Regions from separate parts of the Homo sapiens genome. Here region 2 is linked to region 1. A link is a loop called in an ENCODE intact Hi-C map of the cell type or tissue named here. Cell type or tissue: MCF 10A. All regions are shown on one strand.

Region 1 (8,000 bases):
TGCTCAAGCCACCATGCATGAAGGATGCTCTCCAGCTACAGAGAGATGAACCCAGCTGTGCGTGGAGGCTTTTCAATTCTAATAGAGGAACCAAGAAATGTCCCCTTTGAAAGGAGAAGTGTGTCACTGCCATGGGCTCTAGACACATGTACCCCACCTCTGTCTCCAGTTGAGTGCCCATTCTCTGGAAATCCACAAACATTCCAAGAGCTAGACTTCTCCTGAATCATCTCAAATTCTTCGAACTTCACTGGTCTAGGGAAGGATGTGAGGAGGTGACAGAGGGGCGGGGCAAGACCCCCAAAGAGGTTAAATAGGTCACTGCCACCCTCGACTCTCAGCAGGGTGTCTCCCTGAGCAGAGGGACCTGCACACAGAGACTCCCTCCTGGGCTCCTGGCACCATGGCCCCACTGAAGATGCTGGCCCTGGTCACCCTCCTCCTGGGGGCTTCTCTGCAGCACATCCACGCAGGTGAGAGCAGGGGACAGGTGGCCAGGGGCAGGCACCGGGAGGACAGGGGTTGGGGGCATGAAGACCACCACAGCAATACACACGTTTGTGTATTATTTACACCCCACCTACTCCCACAAAAGACGTGAGAAGCCCACAGCACTAGGATTTTGAGGGAAACAAGCAGAGAAAAATGTTGATGATGACGATGCCCCAGCTCTTGCGGGTGGGCTTGGTGAGGACCAAGGCGAGCACATCTTGGGCTGCAATGGCCGTGAGGTGGGGGCTGTGGCTGTAGTTGTGCAATGGAAAATGAACAATTCTCAAAATTATTTATTAGCTTCTGTTTTATTAACAGGTTTTATGCACAATGAGGGAATCAGCATAAAGATAGGAGAATTGTTTCCAAGAGCATGTAAAAAAGGATTCTTTTTTTTTTTTTTTTTTTTTTTTTTGAGATGGAGTCTTGCGCTGTCGCCCAGGCTGGAGTGCAATGGTGTGATCTTGGCTCACTGCAACCTCTGCCTCCCGGATTCAAGCGATTCTCCTGCCTCAGCCTCCCGAGTAGCTGGGAATATAGGTGCCCGGCCACCACGCCACCAATGGGTTTTCACCATGTTGGTCAGGCTGGTCTCGAACTCCTGACCTCAGGCCATCCACCCGCCTTGGCCTCCCAAAGTGCTGGGATTACAGGCATGAGCCACGGCGCCCAGACTGAAAAAAGAGATTCTTATATTAGGTTGGGAAAGGAAAAATGAAATAAGGTTGCCAGGTATAGACATACAGGGACGCGCACAGATGCACAGAGACACACACGTAGGCACTCACAGGACACACAGAATCCCCCACAGACACACAAAACATGCACACCCACAAACACACGGGACCCCACAACATACACAGAAGCCTCACACACACCTGTGTATGGTAACACACAGACACACACACATACACATAGGCAGTGATACACATGCAGTCATCACACACAGATGCACACATGGACACGCACATGCAGATCTTCCACGAACACCCCCCAGAGGTCCCCGCAACACACACGCAGACACTCACAGACACCCCTGCCCCGCTCCTCTCCCTGCAGCTCGAGGGACCAATGTGGGCCGGGAGTGCTGCCTGGAGTACTTCAAGGGAGCCATTCCCCTTAGAAAGCTGAAGACGTGGTACCAGACATCTGAGGACTGCTCCAGGGATGCCATCGTGTAAGTCCCCCTGGCTCCACCCCTGCTCCTCAGGGCCAAGCATGGGGACAAGTGCACCCTGGAGCTCCCAGGACGGCCAATGGGGAGCAGGGAAGAGACAGCGGGGCCTTCCTCCCCAACCCCTGCAGGCTCCCCACACTGTGGGACCCAAAAGGGCCGCAGGCCATGAGGTCCAACCTATTCCTTGATTTGTGGTGAAATTGAGGCCCCGGGAGCAATGAACACCCCCAGGTCACACAGCTGGTCAGGGGCAATGTGGTCACCTCCCCCAGCCTGGGCCTGAGCCCTGCCCGCAGTCTCCACGTCCCAGGCTCTAGACTGTCTGGGGGCATGGGCAGGCTGAGGGGTGGGCACAAGTTCCTGCAGCCCTGGCTCCCTGGGAGGGTCGAGATTACTCGGGACAGAGCCTGAAGTCCCAGATCTGCCACCAATGCCCTGTGTGACAGCAGCAACTTCCTGCCCCTCTTGGAGCCTTGGAATCCTGGTCAGCACAGGGCGGGCCGTCCCAGGGACTCTGGGGGCCCTTCCCCCCCTGCCACTCCTGGTAACGTCCTCCTTCTGTGTAGTTTTGTAACTGTGCAGGGCAGGGCCATCTGTTCGGACCCCAACAACAAGAGAGTGAAGAATGCAGTTAAATACCTGCAAAGCCTTGAGAGGTCTTGAAGCCTCCTCACCCCAGACTCCTGACTGTCTCCCGGGACTACCTGGGACCTCCACCGTTGGTGTTCACCGCCCCCACCCTGAGCGCCTGGGTCCAGGGGAGGCCTTCCAGGGACGAAGAAGAGCCACAGTGAGGGAGATCCCATCCCCTTGTCTGAACTGGAGCCATGGGCACAAAGGGCCCAGATTAAAGTCTTTATCCTCAGTCTGTGTCAGCGTGTCTGTCCCCACAGCGCAAGATGCGCTTCCACTCCGGCCTGTCACTCTGGGAGGGTTCTCAGAGAACCTCTGGTCCTGCCCTGTGCAGGTCGGAAAGGGAAACTGAGGCTGAGAAGGGCACGTGGCTTCCGCAGACCACGCACCAGTGAGGGGAGGCCCTGGTGAGAGGCCCGGGCAGGGGCGGGGTTGGCGGGGTCCTGGGAGGCGGCCGCTGGATTCTCTCCCTACCCACCCCAAGGTCTCCCGGTTTCCCCCCAGCCCAGCTCCTGTTCTTGCCCCACGTGGAGCTGAGGACAAACTTCCCCGAGGTGCTGGAGTCAATTTCACAGACTGGCCAGGACCCTGCCGCAGGCCACAGCTCTGCCCAGTGCTGGGGAGCCCCCTGGCCAAGGGTGGGGGAAGCTTGTAGCCCTGTCCTTGCCTTCCCCTGCACTCACTGCAGTCCAGCTGGCCCGGCTCCTCCTGGCCCTGGCTCCCTCTCCCCGCTCAAACTCCAGACCCCAGCTCCAGGGCGAGGGGGCTCTGTGGGTCCTGGGCCCTCTGCCTGCGGCTGACTTCCTAGCCCACTCCAGGCTCAGGCAGGCGGGCGCCACGCGGCCCTGTGGTTCCTCCTGACTGAAGTGTGATCCCCACCCGGCCCTGGCTGCGCCCAGCCTGCCGGAAGCCGGCCCAGCACAACCGCCCACCGACTCGCTCCCCCAGCTCTTAGGGACTGCCCTGAAGCCGACCCCTGCTCCGCGTGGTTCTCTCATTGTGTGTGTGTGTGTGTGTGTGTGTGTGTGTGTGTGCGTGCGCGTGTGTGGCAGTCCCAGCTCCTCCATTAGGTTGAGAGCTCCGTGAGCCACTCCGGGGACCCCACACCCCTGTGCTAAAAAAGATGGGGACTAGAGGCTCAGGACACCCCACCCCCAGACCCCTCTGCCCATGCCCAGCTAAGGGCTGAGCACAGAGGAGTCGGGGCCTAAGCCTTCTAGTTCTCTCTCACTCTCCCAACCAGCGATGGGGCCGTGGCTTCTCTCTGAACACAGTTTGGCGGCAGGGGCGCGGGTCCTTCTCTTCCGAGGACCTTGTGGCGGGCATTGTTTGGTGGGGCTGCGGTTAGAAGGGCAATTTCCAGGCCCGGCTGTTGCCTCCTGCTGCTCCCTTGTGGCCAGTCAGCTCATTGCAGGGCAGATGATAGAACCCAAGTTTACTTTCCAGTACGGGCACAGCGATAACGAGGTTGATAAAACCAGTGAACTGGCTTGCCTGTGACTCTAGGGTCTCTTCAGCCGCAAGTGGGCTCATCTCCTGTCCTGATGCCGAGGAGGATCACTTGAACAACTGCCTAAGACCCAGAGTCCTGGGGATGGCCCAGTCTGAGTTCTTCATGGAAAATTGTCCTCTGAATCCACCGGGAGGAGGAAGGATGATCTAAAAAGGGAGGGAGGCAAGGAGAAGCTCCTAAGACAGCAAAGGCCAGAGACAGCCGGGGTCTGGACCCCTGCACCCTGCAGGCGAGAGCTGGAAGGACTCTCAGAGTGCAATGGCTCCATCTCAGCTCACTGCAACCTCCGCCTCCCAGGTTCAAGCGATTCTCCTGCTTCAGCCTCCTAAGTAGCTGGGATTACAGGCGCCCGCCACCACACCCGGCTAATTTTTTTGTATTTTTAGTAGAGACGGGGTTTCACCATGTCGGTCAGGCTGGTCTTGAACTCTTGGCCTTATGTGATCCACTCGCCTTGGCCTCCCAAAGTGCTGAGATTACAGGCATGAGCCACCGCGCCTGGCCTCCAGCAAACTTCGTTTAAAAAAGCAAGACCTTTTTTGTTTTTTCCCTACTGAAATCCTACTCAGAAGCCCATATTGTAAGCTTAGGTAAGTAGAGCTGCCGTGGAGGCCTGTGAGGAGGTGGGGAGTTGCCAGAGGGTCCCTGAAAGTGAGATAGGGTGGGGCATTGCATAAAGGCAGGGAAGAGGTGGATCCAGGACTGGCAACAAAACGCAGGATTCAGAATCCAAGTATTCACGAGCAGCATCCGGTGCAAGCTGGGGGATGGTGAGATGCAAGAGATAGGACAACTGCCATGTGACCTTAGGGCATTTTAAGGAGGTGTGACCTGGAGACTGCTGTGATTGGAAAGACTGCTGGGAGGGAAAAAGAGGAATGGGCAGGTTCGGGGTGAAAAGTGAGGAGAAGCGCCAGACTTATGTTGTTTCTTTCACCTGGTAGGTGCCTCCCCTCCTCCCCCACCCCACCCCTGCTTTTTTTTTTTTTTTTTTTTTTTTTTTTTTTCAGATGGAGTCTGGCTCTGTGACCCAGGCTGGAGTGCAGTGGTGCGATCTGGCTCACTGCAACCTCTGTCTCCCGGGTTCAAGCGATTCTCATGCCTCAGCTTCCTGAGTAGCTGGGATTATAGGTGTGCACCACCACACCTGGCTGATTTTTGTATTTTTAGAAGAGATGGGGTTTTACCATGTTGGCCAGGCTGGTCTCGAACTCCCGAGCTCAAGTGATCCGCCCACCTCGGCCTCCCAAAGTGCTGGGATTACAGGCGTGAGCCACTATTCTGAAATCCAGTTTCTCTTCAACGCTCAACTCAGTGCTGCCTCTGCCACAGCCAGCCTACTCAACCTCAGCTGTGTGTCCTCCACCTGCACCCAACGCTCACCTTAGTCTAATCCTGACCACACTCTACCCCTTGTAATTGGAGCTGCTTGGGTGATTTACCCAATAAACTCACTGAGCAGGTATTTGGGTCAGGAAACAGTACCAGACTCATTTATGAGGAGGGAAAAAAGCTTTGTGCACAGTGTATATTTGATTTATACATTTTCATCAGTGCTGCTCAGGTGAATTCCACAAGGGGCACTAGTGGGGAAAGAGAAATTTCCTGGGGAGCCCTAATAACCCGGCTTGAAGCATATTGCATCTCCAAACGTGGAAATTAGAATTGGGTTGTTTTCCAGTGGCCCACCAGAGGGCACTCTGCTCTTAGGAGGAAGTTCTGAGGCTGATGCGCCAGGGGCCCTGACCCCACCAGCCAGACTCCGGCCCCATCGCTGTCCCCAGGGGCTGGGATCAGCCACATCTGGTTGTAGCTGCACTAGGCCTTGGGGCAGGGGTGTCTGTAGCTGGCCGGCTCTCCTCTTGTGGGAACAGAAGCAAAGAAACCGCCAATTACACTGTCTGGGGTTTGCTGGATGAAGAGGAAGAAGGAAGAAACCCTGCTGGGACTAGCAGGGCCACTAACTCCAGACGCAACCTGGGCAGTGCCAAGAGCTGTGGGCTGGGGTGTTTCACTGTGTTTTCTTAGAGACTGTATTTGGTCTATTTGGCATCCATTTATCACAGGGCCAAATCACAGGGCCAAAAGCATTTATACCTCCCCTGCAAGCTGGTTTTTGCAAGTGTTTGAAAGTAATAATAGTTACAAACCCTCCAACCAATCCCAATCACAGGCCCCCCAACCATCTCTATTTAACTCTCACACCAAGCCAGTATTTCCCCTGCCCTAAATCACCCAGAGCCAGGTAGAGACAACTAGGGACGGCCCCTAAGCCCAAGGCCCCCTGGAATTATTCCAACTAGCCAGACCCGGGCTGCTTCCCCTGGCCTGCCTTGCACTTCGGGTGGAAACCCCACAAAAGGCTGTGGCCTGTGCTGTTCTGATCCTTCCTTTCAGCCTCCTGACCAAACTTGGTGCTCCCCCTGTGGCCCCGTGTGTGGTCCTGCGTGTGTGCCATGCCCTGTTCTCCTGGGAGATGCAAGTGATGAATTCTTTCAGTGTCCTTGGTCGCTCTGTGTTGTCACTCAGTCACCTCCATCAATTCAAATCCTGGGGGTACATTTTAAATTTTTTAAATTGATGCATAGTAATTGTACATATTTATGGGATACATATGATACTGTGACACAAGCATACAATGCATAGTGATCAGATCAAGGTAATCAGGATATCCATCACCTCGAACATTTATCATTTCACTGTGTTGGGAACGTTTCAAATCTTCTCTTCTAGCTATTTTGAAATATACAATAGGCTGGGCATAGTGGCTCACACCTGTAATCCCAGCACTCTGGGAGGCCAAGGTGGGAGGATCACTTGAGCCCAGGAGTCTGAGACCAGTCTGGGCAACATAGTGAGACTCAGTCTTTACGAAATGCACAAATTAGCCAGGCATGGTAGCATGCGCCTGTGCTGCCAGCTACTCAGGAGGCTGAGGTGGGAGGATCACTTGAGCACAGCAGGTCAAGGCTGCAGTGAACTGTGATGGTGCCACTGCACTCCAGCCGGGGTTACAGAGGGAGACCCTGTCTCAAAAAGAAAAAAAAGGCTGGGCATGGTGGCTCACGCCTGTAATCCTAGCACTTTGGGAGGCCAAAGTAGGTAGATCACCTGAGGTCAGGAGTTCTAGACCAGCTTGGCCAACATGATGAAACCCCATCTTTACTAAAAATACAAAAAAATTAGCTGGATGTGGTGGCTGGCACCTGTAATCCTAGCTACTCGGGAGGCTGAGGCAGGAGAATCGCTTGAACCCGGGAGAGGTTGCAGTGAGCCAAGATTGCACCATTGCACTCCAGCCTGGGCGATAAGAGTGAAACTCCATCTCAAAGAAAGAAAGAAAGAAAGAAAAAGAAAGGAAGGAAGGAAGGAAGGAAGAAAAGAAAGAAAGAAAAAAGAAATACACAATAAATTGTTTACTATAGTCACCCTACTGTGCAATCGAACACTGGAAATTATTCCTTCTATCCAGCTGTTTGTTTGTACCCATTAACCAATCTCTCCCCATCACCCCTCTCCCCTAAATAGAACTACCATATGATCCAGCAATCCTACTACTGGGTATTTATCCAAAGGAAAGGAAATCAATATATCAAAGGGATACCTGCACCCCCATGTTTATTGCAGCACTATTCACAATAGCCAAAATATGAAATCAACCCGTGTCCATCAATGGAGTAATAAATAAATAAATTTGGTACATGTACACAACAGAGTACGATTCAGCCATAAAAAAAGAAGGAAATCCTGTCATTTGCAGCAAAATGGATGGACAGTCATTATGTTAAGTGAAATAAGCCAGGCACAGAAAGACAAATATCTCATGTTCTCACTCATATGTGGGAGCTAAAAAAAGTTTATCTTCGAAAGTACATTTTAACACAAAGGGTCAGGGACCTGTTTGGAGTCTCTGCTTTGCCACTGACTGGCCGTCGGACCTGGACACATGCGCCTCACCTGCCTGAGCCTCACCTGCCTGAGCCTATTTCTCCATGAAGCAATGGAACTGGACCTTCTCTCACCTGTTTGGGGATGTGCCAATATGGCTACTCCTCTACCTCTCACATCGCCCTTAGCGGACCACAGTCTTAGAAAACCTGCCGTTTCTGGTCGGACGCAGTGGCTCACAATCATGAGGTCAAGCGATCGAGACCAGTGTGACCAACATGGTGAAACCCCGTCTCT
Region 2 (8,000 bases), 330 kb before region 1:
TGCTGGGATTACAGGCGTGAGCAACCACGCCCAGCCAAGATTAATTTTTTAAAGTAAGAAAAAAGAGGGGGCCAATTTAAAGAAAAATATGATGCATCTTAAATACAGGAGGTACATGTATGTGGCAAAAATGGCAACATCTTGTGAACAACGTCATGATTCAAACTTGACGGGGAGGGGAGCAGGGAGGAAGGTAACCTGCACCCTGACGTCTTCAGGGGAGGACACACAAGCACCCTATCAGGTGGCCTCTCTTGAAAACCCTTGCCCCCACGACTGGCACCCTGCTTTCCCCATTCACTGCCTTGTCTCCACCCCTCGACCTCCTTGCTCTCCTGCCGCTGACTTTGGGACCCCTACCCTGCAGGCTGTCCTGGAATCTCCTCGGGGATGAGGCAGCTGCCGAGCTGGCCCAGGTGCTGCCGCAGATGGGCCGGCTGAAGAGAGTGGAGTATGAGGGGCCGGGGGAGGAATGGGACGGGCTAAAGGGGGACCTACATCCCGGGAACACCAAGAGGCCACTGGGTCAGTCCCCTGCCTCCCAGAAAGCCCTTCCTTGAGTTGCACACTCTGGCCTGTTCCAAGCCCCTGCCAGGCTTAGTTCCCCCTGGGTTCTAGCCTTCAGCCTTCCTGCTGCACCTGCCACCAGTCCCCTGTTGTCTTTTGGGTTCCCTGAGAAGGTAGTGTGGGAGACTGTGTCCCCTGACCTTGGCCTGAGGAAGGGACCTAGGAAACTCTCACACCCATTCTCATGGCCGTGTTTCTCTTTCCCCTCCCCTCACTGTCCACTGAGAAGCCTGGAGAAGAATCAGATCACAGCTTTGGGGGCCTGGCTCCTGGCTGAAGGACTGGCCCAGGGGTCTAGCATCCAAGTCATCCGGTAACAGAGGCCTGCAGGGGCAGGGATGGTGGGTGGGAGGCTACACCAACCCCCAGATCTAATGGGACTCCCTGGAGGAGGCGGCAGGGCCTGGGCTGGGGATTATCAAAGGAGACTTGGACCACTCCACCAAGAATTTGGCAGCAAGCAGACTTGGATCAAACCCCAGCTCTGCCACTTGCCAACTGTGTAACTTTGTAGCCATAACTCAACCTCTCTGAACCCCAATTTTCTCATCTGTGAAATGGGGATACTGATAGTATCTACCTCAGAGAGTTGTGAAGACTAAATGAGCATATAAAGCACTGAACCCAATGCCTGGCACATAGTAAGCACTTAAAATGGCAGCTATAATCAGAGCCATCACATACAGTTGTATAGGTTGTGCACTGCACAAGGGCATTAAACCTAAGGGGCACCATTCACATTGTCAACCTGCTAGATTTCTAGCAGATGAGAGTAAAGTACCTTGTTCTACCAAAATCATATATTATGACAATTTCAGACAGATGGAAGTAAAACATCTTGAAGAAAGAGGGTCTTTTCCTTATTTGCACAAATGTGTCATATGAGTGTGGCCTTAGCTGGCATCACTATCTCCCAGGGAGGAAGGTTGAGTTGGAGGACTCAGGAGGCAGGTGTGGGGTACACCCTCTCCCTAGGTCAGCTATGCTGGTCTAACACCTGCCTCTGCCAGGTAACTCTAGGCACAGCTCTACCTTTTTGGGCCTCAGCCTCCCAATCTGCAGATACGACAGATGGCAAAGATGGGAGGATGAATGAGTGCCTATATCTGTGCCCCACAGCCTCTGGAATAACCCCATTCCCTGCGACATGGCCCAGCACCTGAAGAGCCAGGAGCCCAGGCTGGACTTTGCCTTCTTTGACAACCAGCCCCAGGCCCCTTGGGGTACTTGATGGCCCCCTCAAGACCTTTGGAATCCAGCCAAGTGATGCACCCAAATGATCCACCTTTCGCCCACTGGGATAATTGACTCAGGAAAGAAGAGCCTCGGCAGGGCGCTCTGCACTCCACCCAGGAGGAAGGATACGTGTGTCCTGCTGCAGTCCTCAGGGAGAACTTTTTTGGGAACCAGGAGCTGGGTCTGGACAAAGGAGTACCCTGCATTACGTGGGATATGTGTGATCAATTGGGGACATGCGACACACAATGAGGGTGTCATGACAATGCATGACACGTACGGTTATATGTGGCAGTGTGACCCCTTGACATGTGGCGTTACATGAAAGTCAGTGTGGCACGTGTTCTGTGGCATGGGTGCTGGCATCCCAAGTAGCAGGATACATGATTGTTGGTCTATATATGACACATGACAAATGTCCATGTCACAGGACTCATGGCTGGCCAGATGACCTCAGGCTGGCCCAAGATCTAATTTATTAATTTTTAAAGCAAATACATATTTATAGATTGTGTGTATGGAGCAGCTAAGTCAGGAAAAGTCTTCCGCCCGAGCTGGGAGGGGAGAGTGTCCATGCACTGACCAGTCCAGGGGCTCAAGGGCCAGGGCTCTGGAACAAGCCAGGGACTCAGCCATTAAGTCCCCTCCTGCCTCAATCCTCAGCCTACCCATCTATAAACTTGATGACTCCTCCCTTACTTACATACTAGCTTCCAAGGACAGGTGGAGGTAGGGCCAGCCTGGCGGGAGTGGAGAAGCCCAGTCTGTCCTATGTAAGGGACAAAGCCAGGTCTAATGGTACTGGGTAGGGGGCACTGCCAAGACAATAAGCTAGGCTACTGGGTCCAGCTACTACTTTGGTGGGATTCAGGTGAGTCTCCATGCACTTCACATGTTACCCAGTGTTCTTGTTACTTCCAAGGAGAACCAAGAATGGCTCTGTCACACTCGAAGCCAGGCTTGATCAATAAACACAATGGTATTCCACGTCTAGCGTGAATCCAATGTTTCCTCTTACCCCACTGAAGTCAGAGGTGGTTCACCCCCTGCCGTAAGGACTGGACAGCAGCGCAAACAACAGAGAGGTGTGCTGAGTGGAGCACTGGCCTGGGAGTCAGGAGACATGGGTTCCCAGCTCAGGACTTGTCTCTAGTCACGTGGCCATGGGCAAGTTACCTCCTCTCTCCAGACCTCGCCTGCAACGTGAGGGTGTTATAGAAGCTCAGCATGTTAGAAACATTTTTTGTTTGACTTGCATAACATTGAAACTACTTTCTGAATTCATTGTCAGTATTCAAAATTGGGAATTTTACATAAAAATTCAGATTCTGCTTGCTTTTAAGTGCTAATCCAGCACTCCCACTGAAGAGTCACATGACTGTGCCTTTTAGATGTGCACACATGCCTCAGCTTGCTGCAGTCCCCACCACTCCCCATTGTCTTGACACCCCACCTGACCCCACTTTTTGCTGCTCTTTGACCCTGGCCTAGAGAGTTTGCATGGGTATGTTGTACCAGAGGAACATGGCTTTGGAAGTCAGACAGGCATGGAATAGAATGTGACTTAACCCTTTGCTACCTGTCTTTGAGGTATGTGGGTTAGCAGCCACCCCCACAACACACAGACACACATTAAGACTGTTGGAGAGGTCAGGAAAGCAAGACGAGCAAAGTTACCGGCAAAAAAAACAAAAAACAAAAACGAGTTATCCTAGCTCTCCTCTCTTTTTATAGCCGAATATCATATGACGTGAAGAGATGCCCAAAATGACAGATCAGCATCCTGTCTCCCTCGTGTAGTTAAAACAAGTTGATCTTAGGGGGAGCCTCCCACCCCATTGTGAAAAACCAAGTCGGGAGGGTGGTGCAGTTACAGCTGAGCACCACTGGAGGGCAGGCTAGCCCACTGGCGATTCATGAGATAACTTCCTCCACTGTGGGACCCAGAAGGAAGTTAGGAGGCGATGCTGGGGCCTGTTCCCACCCGGCCTAGTAGCTTGGGATGTCCCAGCCTACCAGTGACATCACCTGGGTGGCTTGGCCTTGACCTTTGCAGCCCTCCAGGTTGTTCCTGGCCCCCTGCCAAGCATGAGGAGAAAGTCCTCCAGCCAAGTGCCAAGCACCCATACTTCACACAGGGCCACCCTTACCGGGCCAGGGTCAGGGCACACCTAGCACCAAATGGGCCCGTCAGCCTGCTCATGGGGGAAAAAGTAGGCAGGAAGAGGATCCAAGAAGTTTACCAGGCAACCCTGGGTCCGAAATTCTGTCTCCCTTTCCTGGGACATGATGCCGAGTTGACCTTGGCCTTCAGTGTGCCCAAGATCACCTTCACACTAGAGGGGTTGCATTGCCTCCTCTCCTTGCCCAAGAATGAAGGATGAATCCCTCAAAGCCTGGAAATAGCTTGGCAGGGGAGCCAAGGCCGAGGAAGGAGCAGAGGATACCAGCAGAGGCACCTGGCCATGGGGGACAGGGGACCCCGGAGCTCAAGGACACTATTTTCATTTGCTGCTTAGCCATTTTACTTCTCTCTTCGCCTTTTCCCCCCTTCATATCTGCCCAAATTCTACACTCCAAGAAACTTTCAGCAGCTTCCCTGAAATAAACCATAGTATTGCGGCACTGCAGAGCTGGCTGGGCCTACATCAAGTTGGTGTGAAATTGCCTTGTTCATTTTATTAAGAAACTTCCTCTCTTGCCACCTGCCTGCTTGGAGGCCTTAACCGTTTTTTGATTTTTCTTTTTCTTTTTCTTTTTTTTGAGACGGAGTCTTGCTCTGTCACCCAGGCTGGAGTGCAGTGCTGCAATTTGGGCTCACTGCAACCTCTGCCTCCCGGGTTCAAGCAATTCTCCTGCGTCAGCCTCCTGAGTAGCTGGGATTACAGATGTTCGCCACCACACCTGGCTAATTTTTGTATTTTTAGTAGAGACGGAGTTTCACTATGTTGGCCAGGCTGGTCTCAAACTCCTGACCTCAAGTGATCCACGTGCCTTGGCCTCCCAAAGTGCTGGGATTACAGGCATAAGCCACCATGCCCGGCCTGTTTTTCTATCCAGCACGGATGGAGTACAGCCTCCCTGCCCCCTTCCTCCCCAAAGTAGGCTCAGTTTAAATATATACATGAAAACAAATAAAATTCAAAGAAAAGCAAGGTTATGGGGTGGCAAGCAGTAAGATCCAATGGAAGCTCCCCGTCTCTGCATGTGAGCCATCGCACTGAGAATGCGATCAGGCTGGTAAGTACCCGCGTCTATCTGCAAGATGGGGAGAATCTCCTTTTACTACTTTGTCTCTTGGCCTCAGTCTTATAATTGTACAAATTGAACGTTCATCTTTCTTTTTTAGTTTTATTTATTATTATTATTTTATTTTTCCATAAGTTATTGGGATATAGGTGGTGTTTGGTTACATGAGTAAGTTCTTTAGTGGTGATTCATGAGATTTTGGTGCACCCAGCGCCCGAGCAGTATACACTGCACCATATTTGTAATCTTTTATCCCTCGCCCCTCTCCCACTCTTCCCCCGCAAGTCCCCAAAGTCCATTGTGTCTGAATGTCCATCTTTCTGATGGAAGTCACAGACTCCCCCTTCGCCTCCTTCACATGCCTCAGGTGCTGTCAAATTGCCTCCTCTATCCTTCCCCTAAACACACATCTGTCCAGCCAGTGGTTCCCAAGCTGTAAAACTGCAGTTACATAAATTGTAAGGGTGTCAGGATCCTGTCACCATGCAGATTCTGGTTCAGCAAGTCTGGGGCAGGATACCCAGACTTCTCCAGCCCTTCCAGACAGCCCCAGACACCTGGGATTCTGCATTTCTAAGAAGCCCCCAAGTGATGGCCATGTTGCTGGGCCATACTTAGCTTAGCAAGACTGTAGATGAGTGGATCGCAACCCTGACTGCACATTAGAGTCACCTGGGAAGCTTTTAAAAATCACTATTTTTAAAAGGAGTATTTGGGCTGAGTGCAGTGGCTCACGCTTATAATCCCAGCACTTTGGGAGGCTGAGGCAGGAGGATCACCTGAGCTCAGGAGTTTGAGACCAGCCTGGGCAAAATGGCGAAACCTCGTCTCTACAAAAAAACACAAAAATTAGCCGGGCGTGGTAGCATGCACCTGTAGTCCCAGCTACTCGGGGCGGGGGGTAGGGGTGGGGTGGGGTGCTGAAGTAGGAGGATCCCTTGAGTCTAGAAGGTGGAGGCTGCGGTGAGCCAAGATCATGCCACTGCACTCCAGCCTGGAGGACAGAGCAAGACCCTGTCTTGGGGGAAAAAAAGAGTATTTAGAAAGCTCCCTGAGTGATTCTAGTGTGCAGCCGCAGTGGAGACCCACTGGTCTGGAGTATGCCGTCTCTTGGAGAGGCTGGGCAAGCCTTTGCACCTGCACCTGCACCCCTTATTTTGTCCTGAGGATCCCATGACCCTCCCTCCCCAGAGAGGGACACTAACTCCAGAGACTTTTCCTAACTTTTCCAAAGGTACAAAGCTGGTAACTGGTGGCACCAGGAATCAAACCCAGGTCACTCCTGTGACACCCACAGTTTTCTCATCTGTATAGTAAGGGGATGAGCAAAAGGAGGTTAGGCACGAGGACCTATGTTCTTCAGCTGCAAAGATGATCTTATGGCTCATTTCTGCACTCCCTTGGGGAGAGTTCTGGATCCTCAGCCACCTGCCCTGCCTGGTTATTTCTGTAGAGCATCGCCAGCTGTGATGTACTCTAGGCCCAACAATCACAGCAACAATCTCCTCTATTTTACAGATGAGGAAACCAAGACACAGAGAGAGAACATGACTTGCCTAAGGTCACACAGTGAGTATTTAGTGGGGCTCAGACTCCAACTCTGGAACAAAAGGAAAGGGTGACTTTGGAGTGGTCCTGGACTGGAGATTTAACTGGTCTGCGGGTCTGTGTGTTCCCTGGAGAGAGAGAGACCCTCAGGAAGGCAGGAGGGCTGTGCACCCTTCTTGGGCTCTGCTTCTGCCCCCAACCCTACCCTTCATGGCCAAAGCTAGGCCTGAGGACCTGTGATGCACTCTAGGCACATCCAGAGCTTCCAGGAAAGACCATTCAGTGGCTGGTTTGGTAAAGATCATCTCTCGGCCAGGCGTGGTGGCTCACGCCTGCAATCCCAGCACTTTGGGAGGCTGAGGCGGGCGGATCACGAGGTCAGGAGATCGAGACTATCTCGGCTAACACAGTGAAACCCCGTCTCTACTAAAAATACAAAAAATTAACTGGGTGTGGTGGCGGGCGCCTGTAGTCCCAGCTACTCGGGAGGCTGAGGCAGGAGAATGGCACGAACCCAGGAGGTGGAGCTTGCAGTGAGCTGAGATTGCACCACGGCACTCTGGCCTGGGCAAAAAGAGCGAGACTCCATCTCAAAAAAAAAAAAAAAAAAAAAAAAAGATCATCTCATCCCGGGGCAAGGCTCAGGAAGTTCCAGGGACTGCTGGTCTTTGTCCTGCCTCCCAATTACCCCAGTGAAGAACCCTCCCCTTGGCCCTTGGAAGCCACACCTGGAGGCTCATCCCACACACACCCCAACCTAGCTGTCCAGAAAGAGACCTTTGCCCTGGGAAGGAGAGAACAGTAGAGGAGCTTTCCCCAGGGAAGAAAGGCCAACTGGGGACCCCTTGGTTAGGAGCCTGGGGCCAGAGGCATCAGTGGTCCTCATGGGACCCTTAGTCCTCCACCTCCCACTCCCCAACACACACCCACACATACTTCAGCACAGGGTCAGAGCTGAGGGAGGTGTCTGAGGTTGTCTGGAAGGGCTGGAGAAGTCTGGGTATCCTGATCCTAGAAAGGGACCGTCCCTGCATCAGAGTGACCACAACCCTGGAACTTAAAAAATAGCAATTATATGGCCGGGTGTGGTGGCTCATGCCTGTAATCCTAGCACTTTGGGAGGCCGAGGCAGGTGGATCATGAGGTCAGGAGATCGAGACCATCCTGGCCAACACGGTGAAACCCTGTCTCTACTAAAAATACAAAAAATTAGCCGGGTGTGGTGGCGGGCACCTGTAGTCCCAGCTACTCGGGAGGCTGAGGCAGGAGAATGGCGTGAACCCGGGAGGCAGAACTTGCAGTGAGCCGAGATCGTGCCACTGCACTACAGCCTGAGCGACAGAGCGAGACTCCGTCTCAACAACAACAAAAAAATAGCAATTATACACTAGCCCTGCTGT

The links. Peaks named below come from ENCODE experiments on the same cell type or tissue, not always from the same donor. Only the 100,000 strongest peaks of a DNase experiment are listed, where the experiment ranks them.
Region 2: a loop joins it to region 1, with 8 times the contacts of the local background. A loop is called at or near these places in 56 of 110 quality-filtered maps.

Annotation. Positions count from the first base shown.
Region 1 is chr16:57,413,530-57,421,529 of GRCh38, forward strand. CCL17 (C-C motif chemokine ligand 17) reads left to right here. Exons shown (of 4, transcript NM_002987.3): 2 at 345-473; 3 at 1,552-1,669; 4 at 2,236-2,534. The coding sequence starts at 404. The coding sequence ends at 2,332. Among named protein-coding and RNA genes, the nearest start is that of CCL17, 13 kb to the left of the region's middle. RefSeq lists enhancers at 329-378, 2,588-3,103, 3,104-3,619, 4,136-4,650. In MCF 10A, CTCF peaks have their summits at 3,689 (motif pointing left) and 5,496 (motif pointing right); DNase peaks (open chromatin) are centred at 3,692 and 5,492.
Region 2 is chr16:57,080,731-57,088,730 of GRCh38, forward strand. It overlaps NLRC5 (NLR family CARD domain containing 5), which reads left to right. Exons shown (of 49, transcript NM_001384950.1): 47 at 368-451; 48 at 797-880; 49 at 1,687-2,790. The coding sequence ends at 1,798. Among named protein-coding and RNA genes, the nearest start is that of CPNE2, 7.9 kb to the right of the region's middle. RefSeq lists an enhancer at 3,803-3,932. In MCF 10A, a CTCF peak has its summit at 3,675 (motif pointing right); a DNase peak (open chromatin) is centred at 3,721.